Linked DNA regions of Mus musculus: all the other regions are linked to region 3. Evidence: chromatin loops called from intact Hi-C (ENCODE). Cell type or tissue: left cerebral cortex. All regions are shown on one strand.

The links. Peaks named below come from ENCODE experiments on the same cell type or tissue, not always from the same donor. Only the 100,000 strongest peaks of a DNase experiment are listed, where the experiment ranks them.
Region 1: a loop joins it to region 3, with 2.7 times the contacts of the local background. A loop is called at or near these places in 24 of 42 quality-filtered maps.
Region 2: it touches region 3 in a loop (2.2-fold over the local background); 4 of 42 quality-filtered maps call a loop at or near these places.
Region 4: a loop joins it to region 3, with 5 times the contacts of the local background. A loop is called at or near these places in 5 of 42 quality-filtered maps.

What each region holds. Positions count from the first base shown.
Region 1 is chr13:96,028,396-96,033,395 of GRCm38, forward strand. It overlaps Sv2c (synaptic vesicle glycoprotein 2c), which reads right to left. Exons shown (of 13, transcript NM_029210.1): 4 at 2,088-2,239. Among named protein-coding and RNA genes, the nearest start is that of Sv2c, 100 kb to the right of the region's middle. In left cerebral cortex, a CTCF peak has its summit at 2,446 (motif pointing right); a DNase peak (open chromatin) is centred at 2,449.
Region 2 is chr13:95,999,847-96,004,846 of GRCm38, forward strand. The region is part of intron 4 of Sv2c (synaptic vesicle glycoprotein 2c); the gene reads right to left. It overlaps LOC115488229 (a small nucleolar RNA gene), which reads left to right and starts at 3,194; the gene lies at 3,194-3,336. In left cerebral cortex, a CTCF peak has its summit at 2,759 (motif pointing right); a DNase peak (open chromatin) is centred at 2,771.
Region 3 is chr13:96,385,514-96,390,513 of GRCm38, forward strand. Poc5 (POC5 centriolar protein) reads left to right here and starts at 2,781. Exons shown (of 13, transcript NM_026173.3): 1 at 2,781-3,018; 2 at 4,710-4,849. In left cerebral cortex, no CTCF peak of the experiment used is centred here; a DNase peak (open chromatin) is centred at 2,708; H3K4me3 peaks cover 1,444 bases; H3K27ac peaks cover 1,041 bases.
Region 4 is chr13:96,128,882-96,133,881 of GRCm38, forward strand. It overlaps Sv2c (synaptic vesicle glycoprotein 2c), which reads right to left and starts at 3,696. Exons shown (of 13, transcript NM_029210.1): 1 at 3,567-3,696. It overlaps Gm29543 (predicted gene 29543), which reads left to right and starts at 3,844. Exons shown (of 2, transcript NR_167969.1): 1 at 3,844-3,898; 2 at 4,479-5,000. In left cerebral cortex, no CTCF peak of the experiment used is centred here; DNase peaks (open chromatin) are centred at 1,877, 2,353, 2,406, 2,466 and 5 more places; H3K4me3 peaks cover 2,801 bases.

The DNA.
Region 1 (5,000 bases), 360 kb before region 3:
AGGCTGCCTGTGGGCCGGCCAGCAGTAGCTCTGGGAACAACAGTGAGTAGGGTTAGACTTTGCACAATGTTTGCATCTCCTTTTCTCCTCCTCTAGTTCCCACAGAGTAACATCTCAAGTGTCTTTCTTTTTGTTGGTCTGAGTTGAGAGGTGGAAGCGCCTGGACTCAATGCTGCTCTTACAACCGGAGGTCCTGAGGGCGCCTGAGGTCCTGAGGTCAGCTGTAATCTAAAGACGAAAAGCTCACCACTTGGGCTAACACATCCTTCACAACTTCAGCACTCAGCAAAGGGAAGCTCTCTACAGACCAAGACCATTCATGTCTCGATTTTGTGTTCTTGTTAAATATAATTTTGACATTTACATAACCTTTTAGGCTTATCAAAGGAAAGAGTGAGACATCTCAAGTTCTGTACTCAATGCAGTGAAACAAAGGATAGCGTCTCAGAATACCCACCTGCATGTCTGACGAGACCCTCACAAAATTATGCTTTATCGAGAAAATAAGGAAGGGGTTTTTAAAAACCGAGTTTGTTTCCGTTGATCATATTTTTGGAAAGAACCAAGAGTGGACCATATGTTGTGTTGGTTTTGTTTGTTGGTTTTCAATGCTGGAGTTTGGATCCAGGGCCTTCCTCGTACAAGCCAGACAAACACTCTGCCACTGAGCTACATCCCTTGTAATTTTAATTTATACAGTATTTCTACTTTTCAAATGTCAGCCTATTCACACGCATGCGTGCATACACGTGCGCATGCGCACACATACGGGAGAGGGAAAGGGGCGGGGGAGGGGGAGGGGGGGTGTTGGTTTCCTTTCCTCTTCCTTGCACATTGACTTGGATCCCTGGTTTCCCCTGACTCCTGCACCTCAGTGTTTATAAATGTAACAATGTGAAACTTGCATTTTCTGAGACTGTCATGGCCTCTACTGCTCACAGAAGCAGGAACAGCGAATGCTGAGGAGAAACTGAGCCTCTGGGGAGTCCGGCTAGGTAGTGTTGCTTATGTGTTGTAGATCACTATCTGTGAGCCAGGACTCTTGCTCCTGCCCCCAAACCAGGCACCCTGTGTATCTGAAAGGTGTGACGGCTCAAGAGTGATGGGAAGTCACCTCTCTATAACACAACATCTGTCATCTGCAGGTGGCAGATGGTGTAGTCTCTCTGGATAATACCCTGTGGAGGGTCTGCGTCCCCCCCTGAATGTTGTGGGAATCAACCTCAGATCAGCTCCATAGCTACAGCGAGTAAATGAGTGAGAGCTTCACACACCAAAATATTAACATTGAATATAATCTGTGGTTCTTAATAGCAAATACAGGCGAGACTTCATCCTCAGCTCACGACATGGAGCTCCACATCCTAGGAAATTATCTAGGTGATAGGAATGTCTTTGTACAGATGACATAAGTTTTGATTGGTTCCTGGGTAGAGCTGGTCACCGGAAAGGCATACCGCAATTACGCACACCGTTCTCTGGCTAAAGACTGGGTTAGTAACAGATCATGCCCATGAACTATGAAGCTTCAGGCTGCGGAACTCGTGGAGTGCAGGGGGGCGGGGGGAGGATGGTGGTGCTGGAGAAGGCATGGAAGCTCTTCCCCTCCCCACATGTCTTCATCCGCACCTTACCTGTACCATCTGTGACATCCTTGATAATAAACTGGAATTTAAGGTATCCCCGAGATCTGTGAGCCATTCTAGAAACTGATTGGACCTGAGGAGGGGTGTGGGGGAAAGGTCAGGCTTCTAGCTGGTCAGTCACAGGAGGCAGGGACTTACATCTGGCATCTGAAGCCTTGGGTCAGTTGTGTAGGACTGAGTCAGACCTGTGGGACCTGACTCTGAATGTAGGCACACAGTGTCAGAGACGGGCTAGACCGAAGGAGTCCCAACTAAGGGAAAGGCGGTGATGGGGTGACCCGAAAGCACTGTGCAGGGATAGCACAGGAGTCTCACTGTCATCCATGTGCCCAAAGAACCACGTGACAGCCTTACTGTACACAAACCTTTCCACCTCCGGAGTGTTATGAAAGCCAGAGCTCAGAACAGAGAGGAAACAAATAGAGAGGGAAGTCACCTTACCGTAGTGGGGAATGATGGCCCAGGCCATGGCGGAGGCGTAGATGCCGCCAATCATCCAGAACATGCAGAGCCAACTGAGGTGCTCACCCCGCTTCTCCCGGGCCAGGACTTCAGCGAAGTAGGAGAACACAGTGGGAATGGCGCCTCCAATCCTGTCAAGAAGTGCAGAGGACACATGAGACTGCGCCTGGGACAGTGAAGGCGGGTGAGACAAATCTAGAGTAAACTCACAAAGCATATTCTCTCCCGTTCCTGGCATTGCAAGCAAGCGACCTGGTTTTTCTGTGTGTCTATGGTGAATTCAGACATTTGGCATTTGCCATACCCAAACTTGAGATTGCAATTAGGCCATGTGGGCAGCAGGTGGCAGTGGAACCCCACTCATGTGGTTTACAGCTTCGCTTGCAACTCAGACGTTGTTTATGCTCAGCGTTTGATAGTCTGCATGATATTTACCAAAAATTACAACAATCTGGTGGCTTCTAATACCTTAACTGACTCATTAAAACAGAGAAGCCCTGTGGTGTGTCTCACCCATGTGACTGATGGGAACTCTGGGCACAGCTGTAAACAGCTCTAGAGCGCTGTCCACCATCTTCAGTCCCTGTTGCTACCCCACAGCAGAGGGTCTTCCAGCTTGGTGGTGTGATGTGCTGGCAAACACAGAAATGACAGGCTCACCTCCTCGATTGGTTCTAGCTTTTATCCAGGAGGTAGGATGGCTCAATGAGTACAAGGTTAAGAGTCACTACTAAAACCAAATGAGCACAATATATTTCAGGTGGTCAGGGTAGTTGTTTCTACATATGATCTTTTGTTTCATTCCTCTGACTTAAAAAGATATTTTTAGTGTGTGTGTGTGTGTGTGTGTGTGTGTGTGTGTGTGTGTGTGTGTTTGTACATGTATATGGGTACCCATGCATGGAGACCAGAAGAGGGTGTCAGAGCTCCTCAGCTGGCAGGTGGTTTTGAATCACTCACTCAATATAGGTGCTTCGAGCTGAACTTGGATTCTCTAGAAGAGCGGTAAGCATTTCTAACCACTGAGCCGTATCTCCAGCCCCCTGGAAGGAGCCGCCGGCTGACTTGAAAATCTGTTGTGATTAGCGGGTAGACCACTCATGCAAGGGGCTCTCAAATGACAGGCTACACACTTAAAAGTTTTGTCTGCGCTAGTAGGCGAATCCTAGATTTCATCATAATTTCAAAAGTCTTGACCCTAAGTTTTGGGTCAATTGCTTCAGAAAACCATACTTATTTTCACTTCAAATTACTGTCTTCAACATATTGTTGAAGAAAGGTGTAAAAACGATATAACCAGGGTGTAGAGCCAGCACCTAGAGATCAGCCTCAAAGTATGTGCTCCTTCATTTATGGTACCACAAGGTAAATTGCTATTGGCATTTCAAATGATGTGATGTCAAAGAGTAAAACGTGCTGTCCATGCAACAACTAGTTTTTGTTGAGTCTTATATACAATAAAGGACTATTAGTCATACCTTCAGCTAATGCAATTTAAGGAAAGGTCATTTCATAGCAAATTGACCTGAACGAATGAACCACAGAATGCGTAATGCTCTGTGTAAACTAGGAGGTCAAAATTAGGCGCCATGTTAAGCATCTGAGCCCACTCACGATGATGCTGTGGTCATCCTCGAGTGGACACGACAGACAGTGCAGGGCAGCGTATTCAGTCTATGAGCCGTGAAATCAATTTCATAATCTATATAGCATCTTAGAAAATTTGTTGGAGATGAAAATATTTGATTGAAACTCAAGGAATAAGGAAAGGCATAAGTCCATTTTATAAAACCTTTGTTTCTATAAATATTTTTCGTATACATTATGTATTTGGTGTACATAACATATTATGTGTGTTATAAACATATATTCACAATGAGCCATAGAATGTCTTTCCTTCCTTCCTTCCTGCCTCCCTCCCTCCCTCCCTCCCTCCCTCCCTCCCTCCCTCCCTCCCTCCCTCCCTCCCTCCCTCCCTCCCTGAGTTTTTGATCTTAGCCATTCTGACTGGTGTGAAGTGGAATCTCAGGGTTGTTTTGATTTGTATTTCCCTGAAGACTAAGGATGTTGAACATTTCTATAGGTGCTTCTCAGCTACTTGGTATTCCTCAGTTGGGAACTCTTTGTTTACCTCTGTACCCCATTTTTTTCAAGTCAGGGTTTCTCTGTATAGCCCTGGCTGTCCTGAAACTCACTTTGTAGACCAGGCTGGCCTCAAACTCAGAAATCCGCCTGCCTCTGCCTCTCGAGTGCTGGGATTAAAGGTGTGCACCACCACGCCCAGCTCTGTACCCCATTTTTAATAGGGTTATTTGGTTCTCTGGAGTCTAACTTCTTGAGTTCTTTGTATATATTGGATATTAGCCCTGTATTGGATGTAGGATTGGTAAAGATCTTTTCCCAATCTGTTGGTTGCCTTTTTGTCCTATTGACAGTGCCCTTTGCCTTAAAGAAGATTTGCAATTTTATGAGGTCCCATTTGTCAATTCTTGATCTTAGAGCATAGGCTATTGGTGTTCAGTTCAGGAAAATTTCCCCTGAGTCTGTGTGCTAGAGGCTCTTCACCACTTTCTCTTCTACTATTTTCAGTGTATCTGGTTTGAGGTGGAGGTCTTTGATCTACTTGGACTTGAGCTTTGTACAAGGATATAAGAATGGATTGATTTGCATTCTTCTACATGCCAACAGCCAGTTGAGCCAGCACCACTTGTTGAAAATGCTGTCTTTTTTCCACTGGATGGTTTTAGCTTCTTTGTCAAAGATTAAGTGACCATAGGTGTGTGGGTTCATTTCAAGGTCTTCAATTCTATTCCATTGGTCTACCTGCCTGTCACTGTACCAATACCATTTTTTTTTTTAAATCACAATTGCTCTGTAGTACAGCTTGAGGTC
Region 2 (5,000 bases), 390 kb before region 3:
CTCCTTTATCCTCAGGCCAGGCCACCTGAATGATGGCAGTATTGGAAAAGAACCAGAGGCCTGGGTAGAGATGGGTGGAGCAGAATTGAGGCTCTTAGAGTTTTAAAAATCCACCCACTGTGTGCCAGATATTGTTATGTCATCTTGTTTTGTATACCAACAATCCTGATAGGGTGGGCAGATAAAATCCAGGATATTGTTTAAATTTAAAAAAATTCAAATTGAAAGCTCTCTCTCCTTTTTTCCTCTCTCCCTCTCACCCTCTCTTCTTCCCTCCCCCTTCTCTTTCTGTATATGTGTTTGCACCTGAGTGCAGGTACCCACAGAGGCATCAGATGGAGACACAGGTCATTGTGAGCTACCTGACAGGGAGTTCACAACTCCCTTGGAACCAAGCTGGGTTCCACAGCAAGTGCAGTATATGCTCTTAACTCCTGGGGCAACTCGCCAGCCCCTAATTTTCTTTTAAGTGGAAAAAGGCAGCGTAAATATTTGTTATGCAATATTTTAGATATGCTTATACAAGAAACCGTTACTTATCTGAAATTAACATTTAACCAAGCATCTTGCATTTGCTAAGTCTGTTAACTGTAGCCCAGGAGATGTCTGGCAATGTTTGGAGACATTTTTGATAGCCATAACCTTGGGGAAGAAGGGTGTCTTTTGACATCCAATGAGTAAGGCCAGGTATGCTGTGGAAAATTCAATGTATGATATCTCTATCATGCGCCCTGAGCAAGAACGACCAGACTAAGATATCAATAGTCGGAGAAAACAACTCTAGGCCTATCCACTGTGCAAATGGGTCTTAAAGATGCTGTGTTTTCAAATGGAGGCAAGGGGAAAGATGTGTAGGAGACCCTGCATCCCCTTCCTATACAAACGTGTTTCTTTGTACGTTAGACTTCGTTAATGTTGTATTGGCTATAAATTTATCTGTCCTGGGTGAGGAGCTCACTCGCTGCTTTGCTTTATTCTCACTGTGGATCTGTAGAGTGGATCTGTTTCCCATTTAAGCCATCTCTGTGTGTGAAATTCAATGTCACTACAAGTCTAACATTTCCACTGCCCATCCTCAGAATTGTTTCCTATACCTGAAAGTGTGTCTGCTTTACTATCCTCAGCCCCTGGTAACCTTTTTTTTCCACTTCCTGTCTGCATGGATTTGCTTACTCATGACACTTCATATAAGTGGGACCATGCAAGCCTTCTTGCCCAAGTTACTTCACTTAGCACAGTCTCTAGGGTCCTCTGCGCTGTAGTAGATCTCAGAGCACCCTTTCTGTATACTGCAAATAATGTTCCACATGTGAACATGCGCAATCTGCTCATCTGCCGGGACGCAAACACAGACACACACGCAGATGCACGCACACAGGACTTTGGGGTTGTGTCTCTCTTCTGGCTACAACGAATGACGCTGCTATGAACATAGTAAAGGAACCTCTCTTTGGGCCTCTGCTCTCAGTTCCTTGTGGTCCATCCAGAAATAGAATAGCTGGGCCATTCTATGCTTATTTTAATCGAGGGAACTCTCATACTGACCTCTCTTCTCTGCAAGGGCTAGCTGAAGCTGTCCTGCTAGCCAGAGCTGATGGGCCTGACCCCCAAGGCTCCTTCCTCACAGTCAAGACTCCCTTTCTTCCAGCTAGTGCTCCATGAGGTGCCTACGATTATTCAAGAGGACCCCTCTTCCCCCACTTCATCTTCAGTCAATGCACAATTCATCACACATTGTACACGTACACACATACACACACACACACACACACGCACGCACGTGCGCGCGCGCGTGCACACACACACACACACACACCACATGAGCCACATGAGCCACATAGAATATTTCATTTCAGCAGCAGCTGTGAGTGTGAAGATGAGTGAGCAAAATTATGTATTAGTTGGCAAGATTACCCAATAAGAAAGGGATGTCTTTCCTTAATCTGGTAGTTTGTGAAGTCTGGGGTACTTCAGAACCTGTGCAGGTTTCTGAGTGTTTCGCATGCCTGGTTTGACAGCCAGCCTAAGTAAAACACAAATGGGAGGCACACTTTGATATGGACACAGATGGAAAAAGACTGGAGAAGAAAAGGTAAGGTGTTGGGCGCCGTTCAGTGGCCGGAGGTGGGCAGAAGTTCAAGTGCAGTTTTAGAGGGCAGTAAATCCTCATGAGGAAGCATTTGTTGTCTCTGGGAAGGTCTGAAAGAGAAGCGCCTTGACCTTGTGTGGGAGGGGAGGGGATGCAGATCTGAAAAGCTCTAAGAGCAAGCAAACTTTGTCCTGGGCAAGCTACCACAGTGGCTGAGCTCTGTAATCTCAGAGTTTAAGAAGGCGAGGCAGGAGGATCCCCTTTTGGGGCCAGCTTGAGTGCCACACTGATTTCCAGAGCACTTTGGGTTGAGTAGCCGAGCCTGGGTCACACATGAGGGTGAGGAGAAAAAAGGAAAAAGAAAAAACAACTGACCAAACAAAAAGGATTCCCGCTGTGAAAAACAAAACAAAACAAAAAACAAAAAAAACAAACAAAACCAAAAACAAACAAACAAAGAAACAAAAAACCAAACCTGTGTTCCTTTCCCTAAGAACTCAAGTCTACACAGGAGCAAATCCAAATGTGTTTTAAATACCCCAGGAGGCCCCGAATGGGTAGAATGTTCAGTAGTTACAACAGAGAGCTTCTGATAAAGTTGAGTCTGAGACAAGACCTGCAAGGAAGGCTAAGTGGTGCGCATCCCTGCAGGGAGTTTTAAGGAACAGTAATTGTGATGAGCTTTAACCAACACTGGAGGGCACCCTGAGCTCACAAGACTAGCGCCCCCCCTCACCCCCCCCCCCAGTCTTTAGGTTCACTAAAAGCCTCCTCTTGATAGCTTTTACTTGTAAGCCTGAGGGGGTCCTTCAAAGTAGGTCAGGCTCTGCGGATCTAAATGTGAAAACTCAGGGCTAGGAATGCTGCCGTGATTGATTTCCCTGTCTCCTCTGGTTTGCCATCATTTCCCCAGTCTCTGTGCTAAGTCAGCTGCTGCCATCTTACACACCTTCCAGCTCTGAGGCCTGGGATCCACCTTCCTTCTGGAACTCTAAAGGCCAAGTGTACACTGTCAGGAGAAATGCCTGCAGATACTTTTTTGCATGATCTATCTATCCATCCATACATACATCCATCCATACATACATACATACATACGCACATATCTCCAGTAATATGCAACAGTACACCTTGTTGGTAGTGTTCTTCTTATATCACCCAGGGGCAGAGCAGATGAGAGTCCTTTGTTCATCCTAGCTTGATGCCTGGCTTGGTAGCCAAAGCTGTCTTATGCCTGGGACTCATAAAAATCAAGTCATCAGATCAGATCAGAAAAATCCAGGCAGCACAGTGCAGGAGAAGGAAGACAGACAGAGAATTGTGGACTGTCATGCCACCCACAGAGCTGCCCTCCAGAGCATGGCACAGGAAGGCCATAGACACCTGCTTGCTGTCACACCTAGCAGCGCGGATGGAGGATGTCACCCAGTGGCGCGCCAGCTGCGTGGTCAGCCTGCAGCTGGCGCCATCATGCCGTGCGAGTTTGTGGTAGTCAGATGGGAGAGAATGTGGAAGAGGAGCATCTTGGGTATTATGAAGAGAGATGGAACTGGAGACTCCGGAGTGAGCAGATGTTAGGACTGCCCAGCCCTGGCACCTGGGCCATGGTGAGGTCCCAGCTAACCTGCCACTGGGTCCATGGTGGCAGGGGTCAGTTTAGATGTCCCTGATTCATATCACCACTAAAGAACACAGGGATGTCTTTGGTCAGGGCTGAGGCTGTGCATAACTGACCCCACCCATTACTGGCTATAGCGCTTGGCCCCATCCCTCACCAGGCAGCAGTACTTGGGAGAGCAAGGCCTGCACCTCACCCAGGCAGCACAGTGGAGCTGGTCCTGGTGATGTGGCTAAGCCTGCCCTGAGGTCATGCGTGTGGGAGCACTGATCCTGCCACTTGTCTGCCCTGGGGCGGCATGGGTACAGAGATGAGACCCCTACCCCCAGCCTCCAGTGGTTGGGAAAGCTGCCCACAGGTTCAGGAGCTCAGGGGAGATAGCCCTGCCCCTCATTAGCTGCAGCACTTGGACAGCACAGCAGAGCTGACCCTGGTGGCAGGATGCCCAGGTGAGCCAGCCCCAAAGACAAGAGCTCAGAAGAGCTGTTTGGCCCTGAGACTCATCTGCTGTGAGGCAGTATGGGTATTAACTTCCTTGCCCCTCACCAGCTGCAGCAGTTAGGAGAGCTGGCCCCAGGGTTATAAGAGCAGGAGAGCTGGCCCTGCCCCTTGCTGGTTGCAGCACTCGGGACAGCAGGCCTTGCACCTTGTCTGGGAGGCACAGTAGAACTGGCTCTGGTGGAGGGAGCATAGGTGAGCCAGCCCAGAGGGCAAGAGTATGGGAGAGCTGGCTCTGCTGCCACCACTCATCTGGCATGAGGTGTCATGGGTACAGGGGTGATGCCCCCCTGCCACCTGCAGTAGCTGCGAGTGCTAACCCTGGGGTCATGAGGGTGGGAGATCTAGCCCTGTCCCATCATTGGCTGAGGCACTTTGGAGAGAGCCCTGCACCTCCCCTGGGCAATACAGTAGAGCTGGCCCTGATGGTGAAGGATTGTGTGAGCTGGGCCTGAGGGTGTGGGAGTGAGAGAGCTGTCCCAGCCCCTCACAGGCTGCAGCACTTGAGAGAGTGAGCCTTGGACCTTGATGGGGCAGCACAGTGGAGCTGGCTCTGGAGGCACAGGTGAAGCTGAGTTGGCCCAAGGGCATGAGAGAGGGAGAGCTGCCCCTGCCTTCTGCTGATGGAGGCACTGGGTGGCCTAGCCAGAGCAGGACTGGAGCGCTCAACCTGGTGGCAGGTAAGGGAGAGCTGACTGATCAGCTCAGCTACCACCCAGGCCAGACCCAGGGCTCTGAATCAACCCATTCCAAAATCTATGCCATCTGCAAACGGTTGGGATGTGTGAAAGGGCC
Region 3 (5,000 bases):
TCCAGGGCCCTGTTCTCTGTGAATACCATGATTCTGACCTAGTAAGATAACAGGAAAAGAGTTGACTAACCGATTATCTAGCTTCTGTAAACTGCTTGCACCATAGAAGAAAAGATTACACACCGAAACTGCGTTTTGCCTCCCCCGCCCAGGAACCCACGCAAAAGTGAACCACCGGGGCCATAGAAAACTGATTGGGCCAAACCCTCGGGGCACAGGTTTGATGATTTAAAATGATTGGCCTAGAAATTATGGAGTGGTACAAATCGATTGGCCGGCACTATGTGGGCTCTTTGTTGTAACCCCATAAAAGCTGTCACAATTCTGCACTTGTGGCCCACGGTCCTCTAACCCTGAGTGGTGTATGACTGTGGGTACCAGAGTGCTCTTGGGATAAAAATCCTCTTGCAGTTTGCATCAAGATTGTTTCTTGTGAGTGATTTGGGGTGTTGCCTCTCCTGATTCAGAACGTGGGAGAGTCCTCACGTTGTGGGTCTTTCACATCCTTCTTCCAAGTTGTTTTTATCTCTTCTGAAAACCTAAAAATATATCATTTATCTTTGACGTAAAATCTCAAATCTTTCTCTAACTATTCAGTTCAGCCTCCCGCGATGCTCATCCAGCCATGCGATTCGTGTGCAGTTTTTACTTTTGAAATCCCTGCATCACAAGCTGTTGTTCATTATCCAGCTACAGGAGCCAAATCAATGAGCTCCCGTTTCAGTGAGAGACCATGTCTCAAAAAATAAGATGTGGTATAACCGAAGAGGACACCTGACATTGACCTCTGGCCTCCACACACAGTAGCACACATACAAAGATGAGGAAGAAAAAACTGGATTACAGTGGCAGGGGTCTGCTAGCATTTCCTCTAGGCTCTGCCCAACAGTTACCTAGCAATAACCAGGTACCAGCCTAGCTTCAAATGCTCTCTCTCTCTCTTTCTCTCTCTCTCTCTCCCCCTCCCCCTCCCTCCCTCCCTCCCTTCCTCCTTCCTTCCTTCCTCCCTCCCTCCCTCCCTCCTTCCTTCCTTCCTTCCTTCCTTCCTTCCTTCCTTCCTTCCCTCCCTCCCACCCTCTCACATGTTCCCAGCTGGCCTCTCTCCTCTTCTCCTCTTCCCCTCTTCCTCTCTCCTCTCTCTGTTCCCCTTTCTCTGCCTCTACCCCCTCCCCCAGGTCCCAAATAAACTCCCTTTTATACTTGGCCTGTCACATGGGTTGGTTGTTCTGGGGGACACCTTGGCAGGGCCCGTTGAAATGCTCCCTTCCACCACCCCTGCCACCACCTCTGCCACCACCACCCCTGCTCCTTTTATAAAACACAACAGGGTCACCATGTAGTATTCAACTGAACAACAATTATTAGAACGAAGTATAAAATTATTTCTAGTGGTAGTAATTTGTCTTTTAAAATAAGCTTAGGGGAGGAAATCAACACAGCTAATGCCAACAAAAATTTTTTGTGATCTTCTTCGTTATCATTCAAATATAAGAGCCAGTGAAATGGCTCAATGGGTAAAAGCACTTACCACCAAGCCTTATGACCTGCGTTCAACCCCCAAGTCAGGTCACACGTGGTGAAAATAGAGACTATTTCCCCTCACCACACACACACACACACACACACACACACACACACACACAGAGAGAGAGAGAGAGAGAGAGAGAGAGAGAGAGAGAGAGAGCATAACTTTTAAAAGATAATAAAAGTCTAACTCTTGACAAACAGAAGTAGGTGAGGCTGCAGCTGTGCCACTTCCGTATACAGAAAAAAGAAAGTGACATCATGTAGGTTACAAAAGGGGTGGGGGGGATCGAACAGATTATTCTTTTCTAGTCTGGGGTCCGAAATGTCTGTTTTAATATATTAACTCATTTTATCTCCCTAGACCGTATTATGTGGGTAGCATTACCGAAGGTGTTAATGAGTACTTACTAAAGCCAAGTTTTAAGTTGTAATTGTGTTCTGTCTTTTAAGGTCGCGATATTCCACCAAAAGTTTCTGTTTGCAGCTTACAGCAGTTAGGTCATCAGTAAAACTTAGGCTGGTTAGACTCAGTCATGTTGGTTTAAAGTAGCTGCCAAGGGCTACTTTGGGAATTATCTGTTGGGTCTGTGATAGTAAACAATTTTACAGTATTAAATTACGTTGCTATGGATTTAGAAGTGAATTACACTGGATTCTCCCTGTTTAGCCTTCTGTATTTTATTTTAGCTGAGATGTCACCAAAGTTAGGATCTATGTTTAAATTTTTGAATACCCCACACAGAATAAACCAAGGGAAATGCCCTGGAGTTGCAAGTCAAAAACAAACAAACAAGCAAACAAAAAACAAAAAACTTAGGCTGGCAGTTTGTTATACCCTCATCCTCATAATTACATTATTCGTTAAACTCCCTAACCCAAAACTAAAGAAATCAATAGAGGGCATCGGACATTTGTGTTTTTAAGAGAGCAGCTGCCGGGCCAGTGGCCTTGCGGCCTGTTATCTGTGCATGAAACGAAATCTCGAGGCTTTATGCCTATGTCATCCTCATTGTTGAAAATAAACAGCACTCAGCTTTCACAGATTTGCGAAGATAATTAAATTTGTCTGCAGTGCCGCCCCGTAGTAGTCCTCAGGCACAGAGCAGCACCGAGCATGCGCTCTGTTCTGGGAACTCTGGGCCGGCTTTTGCCTGTAAATCTCCTACTTCCGGCTTGTCCCGCGGAGATACCTTGGGCTCCGCCCACTTACCACGGACCAATCAAGTTTAAGATTGCTGAAGCTGTGGACCAATAGTTAGGGCTGTCTTTCATCAGGGCCCTCAGTTTGAAACTGTCAAGTGGCTGCTAGGGGAGCCGCTGTGCTTGCTTTGGTTGCGGCGGCGACGCCGTCTGTCGCAGCGAGTCAGGAGCCGAGGTTTCGCCGAGACGGTGGATCCCGGTGGCGGCGCCCAGGCCGGTTCCTCCCTGGCAGGATTGGGAGCATCGTCCCTGGAGGTGCCAGAAAGAGAAGACACAAGTGATGCGAACTAAGTAGGTCCTGTTCTTTAGGACGTGGGGACATAGCCAAACAGAACGTTGTTTTTTATTAAGAAAGAATTAGATTTAAATGGGGCCGGATTGGAGGATGGTGAAAGAAAACTTGGAAGGGCCTGGTGCTCGCCCTCTCTTTGCGTGCAGTTAAGACGGGAGAAGTCACCTTGCGGCCAGCTACACGTTGGTTCGTTCTCCGCCTCTTAGAGATTGCGTTTGAATTCCCCGAGTCCGCTTTTCAGTTAAGTTGTACCAGTAGCAAAGAGAAGCATTCAAAGTATCTTGTGGTTTCAGCTTAGGTTAAAGAGTGCCGAGAATGTAGTGGAATGGTGCGTGTCACCCTCTAAAGCACCATTCTTCTGAACCCAGAAACTGAAGAAATGCTACTGTTTTCGTCTCACGTTATTTCTCCTGCCTGTTTGCAAAGAGCAGGGATAAATGGCAGATAACGTATTTTCCAAAAGTCCGATCGCTTTCTGACCGCAATATGTTTTTAAGAAACAATTTTGGCGTCTGATCATACCAGCTCATTTGTTACTAAAATAATCCACAATTCCCAACTCTGGTTGCCTACCAGGTCTGCAAACAAGTCATAAGGGAAAATGTAATTAAAATTAAAACGGATCAAATTACCACAGTGGTTGATTTGAGACTAGTGAAGTGTTCATTCTTCGATGCAGATCCATGCCTATTTTATCTTCCCTGCATGGCTTAATGAAAGACAGTCACAGCTCAGACTTAGTTTACTTATCCTCTGGAACCATACCAATGCTGAATAAAAGAGAAATTCCCTTTGCACAATTCTGGCTGCACCCTGGCTTTCTATTCTGTGGTTTTCCCTGCATCTCTCCCTTCTTCTTCAGTGTCTTTATCTCAATTGTTTTCTTAGCAAACTATAATTGAGGCCTGCTCCAGGGGCAGCTGAAACTGTCACGGGTGTCAAGGCAGCCTCCTGATCTGCATGCTGGGGGCCTTCCTTGCCCCCTTCTGGCCAGTGACCCTCATACTGCTCTCCACACAATTCCGGTGTTCTGGCTGCCTCCCATCTTTCTCCTGACACTTCACTGTTCCTTAAAAGCTAGCAGTTTTAGGTTCCTCTTCTCAGAGCAGTCCTCTGTTAGGATTATGAACTCCTTTGAAATCATGTTTGAATCTAAAAATCCTTCTAGAAAATACATATGTTTATATTCTAAAAGTGTGTGCAGTTGTGTTTGGTCTGCAGGATAGCAGTTCTTTTACCACAATGGGGAATCCCATCCATCCCCATTTCTTTCGTATTACCCCAAGAGGTCAATGCCTCCTCAGTCTAAATCTCCAGCCTATGCTTGTAATACAGGCAAAGGCACATCCTAGCCATTGTGAATTCCAGTGCTCGGAGCTGGGTGCTGAGTAGCCAACGTAGTCACATAACCGCTATCCTTCTGTAACCACAGAATTCAGCAGATTGATTCCCAGATCCTGCAGATGCCTACATCTACAGATGTTCAAGAGAACTATATAAAATGGCATAGTGTAGCCTATGACATATACCACCCTTCACACTTTAAATTATGTCCACTTTACATAGAACCCTAATATAGTATAAATGCTAGGTAAGTTGTTATTGCACAGAATTGTCTAGGGGATGGCGATAAGAAAAGTCTGTGCATGTCAAGACCAATGTGATTTTAAGAAATACTTTTGGCCCACAGATGAGTAAATCCATAGGAGCCCAGGGATACTGACTCCTGCGTGCCCACAAACCCGATGCTCCAGAGGCAACCTCATGCCGGCACAGCTGGTACTGAACTTGCTGACCTTCCAGTTCCATTGTGCTACCGTCCTTGCTTCGGTGAGTAGTAGCATGTTTCATCTAGTTACTCTGGACACAAATCTGAGCACATCAGTAGTCCCCACTTGGATGTTTAAGTGGTCATTGGTCATGAGCCCACATTGTCATCACCGTCGCACAGCTGCCTCAGAGCCACACCTCAGAGCCCTTG
Region 4 (5,000 bases), 260 kb before region 3:
CTAAAAAATTCAAGCCTTGAACATTGATTAATTGGAATTAGGCTACACATACCCTAAAAGGCACAATATAGAATTCAATGGAGCACTTTCTCTACAAAAACAGAGCTTCATTTAGTAGCCAACGAGTTAATAAAATATTTCTATAGTCTATTTTTTTAATTCAAATTTAAAATATATGTCACCTATCTTTCTATTTCTTGGCATGGAAGATTTTAGAACCAGGAAAGAGCAAACTACCCAACTCAGCCGATCTGTTTGTTTGCTTTATGTTGGTCAATTTGCCCAACAGTGTAAGCTGCCATGATAGGCAATGATTACAAACTGGCCCTCGATGTGCGGGGACTGTGATAAAGCCAAATGGCAGCTTCACATAGCATGAAGACATTTTCAGCAAGGGTTAAACAGTAATTTCAGCCTCTTGGTGCTCTCAGCTGTCTCAAGGAAGACCCTCCTAATTCAATCTGCTGCAAAATTTTATACTGGATTCTCAAGAAAAAGAAAATTTAAAAAGCAAAGAAAAAAATGTAGCCATGGGTGAAAACTGTATACAATTGAGGAGGGAGAGAGGGAAGAGAGCTGCCCCTTATGCTTGCAATCAAACCTAATCTAAAGGATGAATTTAAACAAGTATGTGCTCTGTGAACCTGTGTCAGATAGAAAGCCCAACAAACAGAACCAGGAAAACACACCGGTGGATTGAAGTTTCTCCCCTAAAGCAACTGAACAGACTCTAGAGAGCCGTTTCAATTTCACCATCCCAAGAAATCTACTGTTAGGTGTCTTAAGATGAACAAGACTGAGCTGCCCACGATGACACACTGACAAATCGGATGCTTTTATTCATAAAATAGTCTTCAACAAACTCATTTCAGAATGAGCGCTCACATTCCTAGTCATAAGACAATGGGTTTTCTGGCGATCATGTGACATGCGGCACAGTATGGCATCTTTTCAGTAATCACCCTGAGGCTGGGAACTGCATCTTGCTCTCTGAAGCATCATTCACATTTAAGAAACATAATAGAACAATCACCATTTTTACCTAAAATTTCTTAGGTTAATCTTTTGGTGAGGCCAGAGAAGTGAATTTCCCTGTCGTAGAGCCGTGAAGACAAATGTATTTCTCCACTACATCACCCAAAAGCAGCCAGATGTCCTCCAGACCCTTCCGACTGAGCCTGCCTTCTCCAGACAGCAGCTAATGACATTTGCGTTTAGAGTATCAGGGAAGGACTGTTGTCGGCGTGTGTCGACACTGAGCACCAAATTGCATTAAAGAAACGATGTAGGAAGTCTCCATACATTTTTTTTTTAAAGAAAACTATTTTCTTTTTCTTTTTCCTGGAAGGTGTTTATTTCATCCTTTCTTGTGCTTCCAAGGCTGTCTGATCACAACGCTGAGGAAATGAAGCCCTCCAAGGGCTGGTTTTCACTGTTCTTTGCTGTGGAGGATGAAAGCCAGCAGCTAAAATTCTAGCGGCCAATGACCATCTTTGGAGAAATAGGGAGCCAGATCTTTGCTTGGGTTTCTTGGTCACTACTACTCTCCCACTCCACTTTCTTCCCTGCTAGTCCATCTCCCTTATTCCTTTTGTCTCACATACTACAAATTTTGGGCTCATTCAGTCAAGGCATTTGCTATAGGCTTCCCAGAATGTATTTTAAATTAAAAAAAAAAAGATGGGATTTTTAATATTCTGTCAGGGAGTCCAAGATCAGCCAACAGTACTTTCAACACGAATTTTTATGGTTTAAAAAACCAAAGCGCCACTTTTTTTTCTAAGCCTTTCTCAAATCCCACTTAGATGCCAGGCCTCTGCCAAAAGCCTTAGGAAAGGATTGGCTTTAGAGAACCTGAGGAACTCAACCAAGAAAGCATTTGCTTGAAAAATTGGCCTGAGCACTAGGAAGCTTGCTAACATAAAATGAATGGACTCTGAAAGAACTGTCTTACTCCTGCTAAGGACAAAAAGTAAACTGAAAAGCGCCCCCCTCCCCGCCCGTTTTCTTAGTCAATCAGCTATGCAGGAAGGAAGGGAGTCTGACGGGAGAAAGGAACATCTGGGCATCCCTCAGAGACTTAAAAGATGTCTGGGCACCCGGGGGAATCCTGGTTGCTGAGACGACGCCTTCCCAGTGCTACCACTGCGGCACACTGCGGAGCTCTTTGCCTGCCTGCAGCCTCTGTATTGCCCGGCATCCCCTGCCACCCCTGCCGCAGTCTATCCTCCCACCCGAGTCCCTCCAGTCGCTGCCGTCTGCACAGGGCGCGCCACAGGGCATCCATCACTCCGGAGCCTTTGACGCACACACGCGCGCGCTCCCAGACAGGCTGGGTCTCCTAGCCCTCCCTCCACCGCGCCCTCCCCTTGCGGGGCTGTATTTGCATCACGCCCACACGTAGAGGGTGACGCGAGCGCCCCCCCCCCCCCGCTCCCATGGTCCAGGCGGTACTTCCAGAGCTGGTGACTCAGCTCCTCCCTCTCCGCCCCCGCGCGTGGCGGACTGAGGTTCCCGCACGCCCACAGAGATGCTCCTTGTATCTGAGGTGGGGTGCTGGCTTCCCCAGCCAAGTTCATCCCGGCATTCTAAAATCTTTCTTTCCTTCCTGGCCAGAGGCGTTCCAGTTCGCGGGAGAAAGTATTCTCGATTCTAGAGCCCAGTTGGAGAGGAAAAGTCCACCAAGAGAAGATGGTGACCTGTCGCCCATTTCCTCTTGTCCTTAAATTAGATACCTCGGTAGTAATTGTTGCTGCCATCATCATCATCATCATCATCATCATCATCATCATCATCATCATCATCATTGGGGACAGTCCCTCTCCTAAGAAATCCTCACTCTTAGATGCGCTTCGCTGCGCCCCTAGGCGCATAGTGGACGCTCGATAGGGTTTTGCTCAATAGAGGTGCAGTGTTGGAGAAGTGTTGATTCTTACAAAGGGCCACAGCAGGCTTTCCTGCTTTCAGCTTGTGTGTGTGTGTGTGTGTGTGTGTGTGTGTGTGTGTGTGTGTGTGTGTAAGAGTTTGAAAATTGACGGGTTTTCTGCTAGCCTCCCGCAGAGCCGACTGCGGCTCCCCGTGCTTTCCAACCACTTCTGCACATCTGCAGAGGGTTCCCCGCAGAAAAAGTTGAGCCAGAGGCTGCGGGGATGGCTCGCTGATAGTGGGCGCTCCCGGCTGCCTGTTTTGAATAGTCTCTCCAGCCCTCCCTGAAACTCCCCCACCCCTGCGCCCCCAAAGAAGTCGGGAGATGCCTGCAGCTGCCCACCCACCTGCCCTTGAATCCCGAACATAGCGCACCTTTAACCTGCCTCTGCCTAGTAAACCCGGGGCCACTCGACTGCCTCAGTGAGATTTCCTGCTTGCCATCCCAACACAGGTACCCAGCGGGCAGCCTGCCTCACCTGCAGCCGCTTTTCCCGGGCCAGAGCTGGCAAAGTTGCGCTAGTTGCGCTTCTGGAAGGCTGCAAAAAGTTCTCTGGTTACAACGCTGGGTCTCCCGGCACAGAAGAAAAACCTAGCACGGAACGAGCCCTTGCCACGGTTGCGGGGGACTCCTTACTCACCGTTTCAGGCGCCGGGGACCCCCTGCCCTGAGCCACCGCTCTGCACTGCAGCCGTCGCCTTGCGAGCACCCCTCCGCTTGCAGCCCGGGGCCGCCTCGGTCTGCCACTCTCTCCTGCAGCGCGCGCAGTGGTGACTCCTTTGAGCTAGTCGGCAGCGAGAGGAGGGGCGGGAAAGTGGCTCCCGGCGGCCACGCTGCGGTCCTCCTCCTTCGCCTCCTCCCTTCGGTGCTGCAGTGGCGGGCGGCGGCGTGGCTAGAGTACAAGCGATGCGCAGGGAGGGGGTTACGGCGCGCGGGGGAGGAGGGCGCTGTGCAAGGCTGGGCGAGCTCCCGGTATGATGCGGAGGTGTTGCTGCGGTTCGGGTCGGGGGTGGGGAGGGGTGCGGTGGGGGTTGGCTCCAAGTGGCAGGTACTTTTGGAGAAGTCAGAGCTCAGTTTGTAGCAGGAGGAGGAGGCGGGGTGGGGGGCGTCGATAAGGCACCCGTGCTGAATTAGTCACCGAGTGTGACTGTGCGCTGCTCGTTTGGCAGCCCCTTGGGTCGGGTCCATCAAAGCACAAGGAAATTGTTGATTGCTGGAGGCCAGTGCCTCGGGAAGGAGGGCTTTTGTTCTGTTTCTGAGCCTGGAACTGGTTAATTTTGACTAGGCTTTCCGTAAGTCAGGAGTAGCTGATCACCCCCGCCTACCCCCCAATCTCCATGCTAGCACACGAGACAAAACTTGGGGTGTAGCGGAAGGAACTCCACGTGCGGGATGTGTGTATGTGTCCCTAAACCAGGGAGGGCCAGGGAGCAGCCGGAACTCCGGGTGGGGGGATTTCTAGCATTTTTAATAGGAGAGAGAGAGAGAGAGAGAGAGAGAGAGAGAGAGAGAGAGAGAGAGAGAGAGGTGAGAATATTGCTCTTGTTCTCAGGAATGCCTTAGAGGGTGAGAAACGGCAACCTTAGCCTCACCTTAGCGCTGGGGCTGGACTATACCAACTGGAACTCATCCTGGAGAGACCACACCCAAGTATCTACTCCGTCTTGGCAGGGCAGAGCGTCATCCTGTTACCCATCCGCTCATCGGAAGGGACAAAGTGGGAAGCCAGACATCCTCATAAAGTAGACCCTACCAGCTCCGAGCTCTCGTGAAACTCGTGTACTTTGGAAGCTCCCCGACCCCCGGCAGGTGCCCGCCGCGCAATCATTACCCTTGTAATGGTAACCCCGAGGAGCGAGACAAAGCGAGGCGCTGGTGGGAGCTGCAGTGGGTAGATCTCTCACACAATCTCTCCCTGGATGAGTTCATGCGAGAGTAAATAGCCTGAAAGATTGAATAGGTGGCTAAATGCTTGGCTGTGCCGATACATAAGTAAACAATGCATGTAAATGTTTGTGTTGCTGGAGAAGAGCAGCCGGGCTCTTCAGAGATCCAGGCGGTCTGGAGGCTCTCG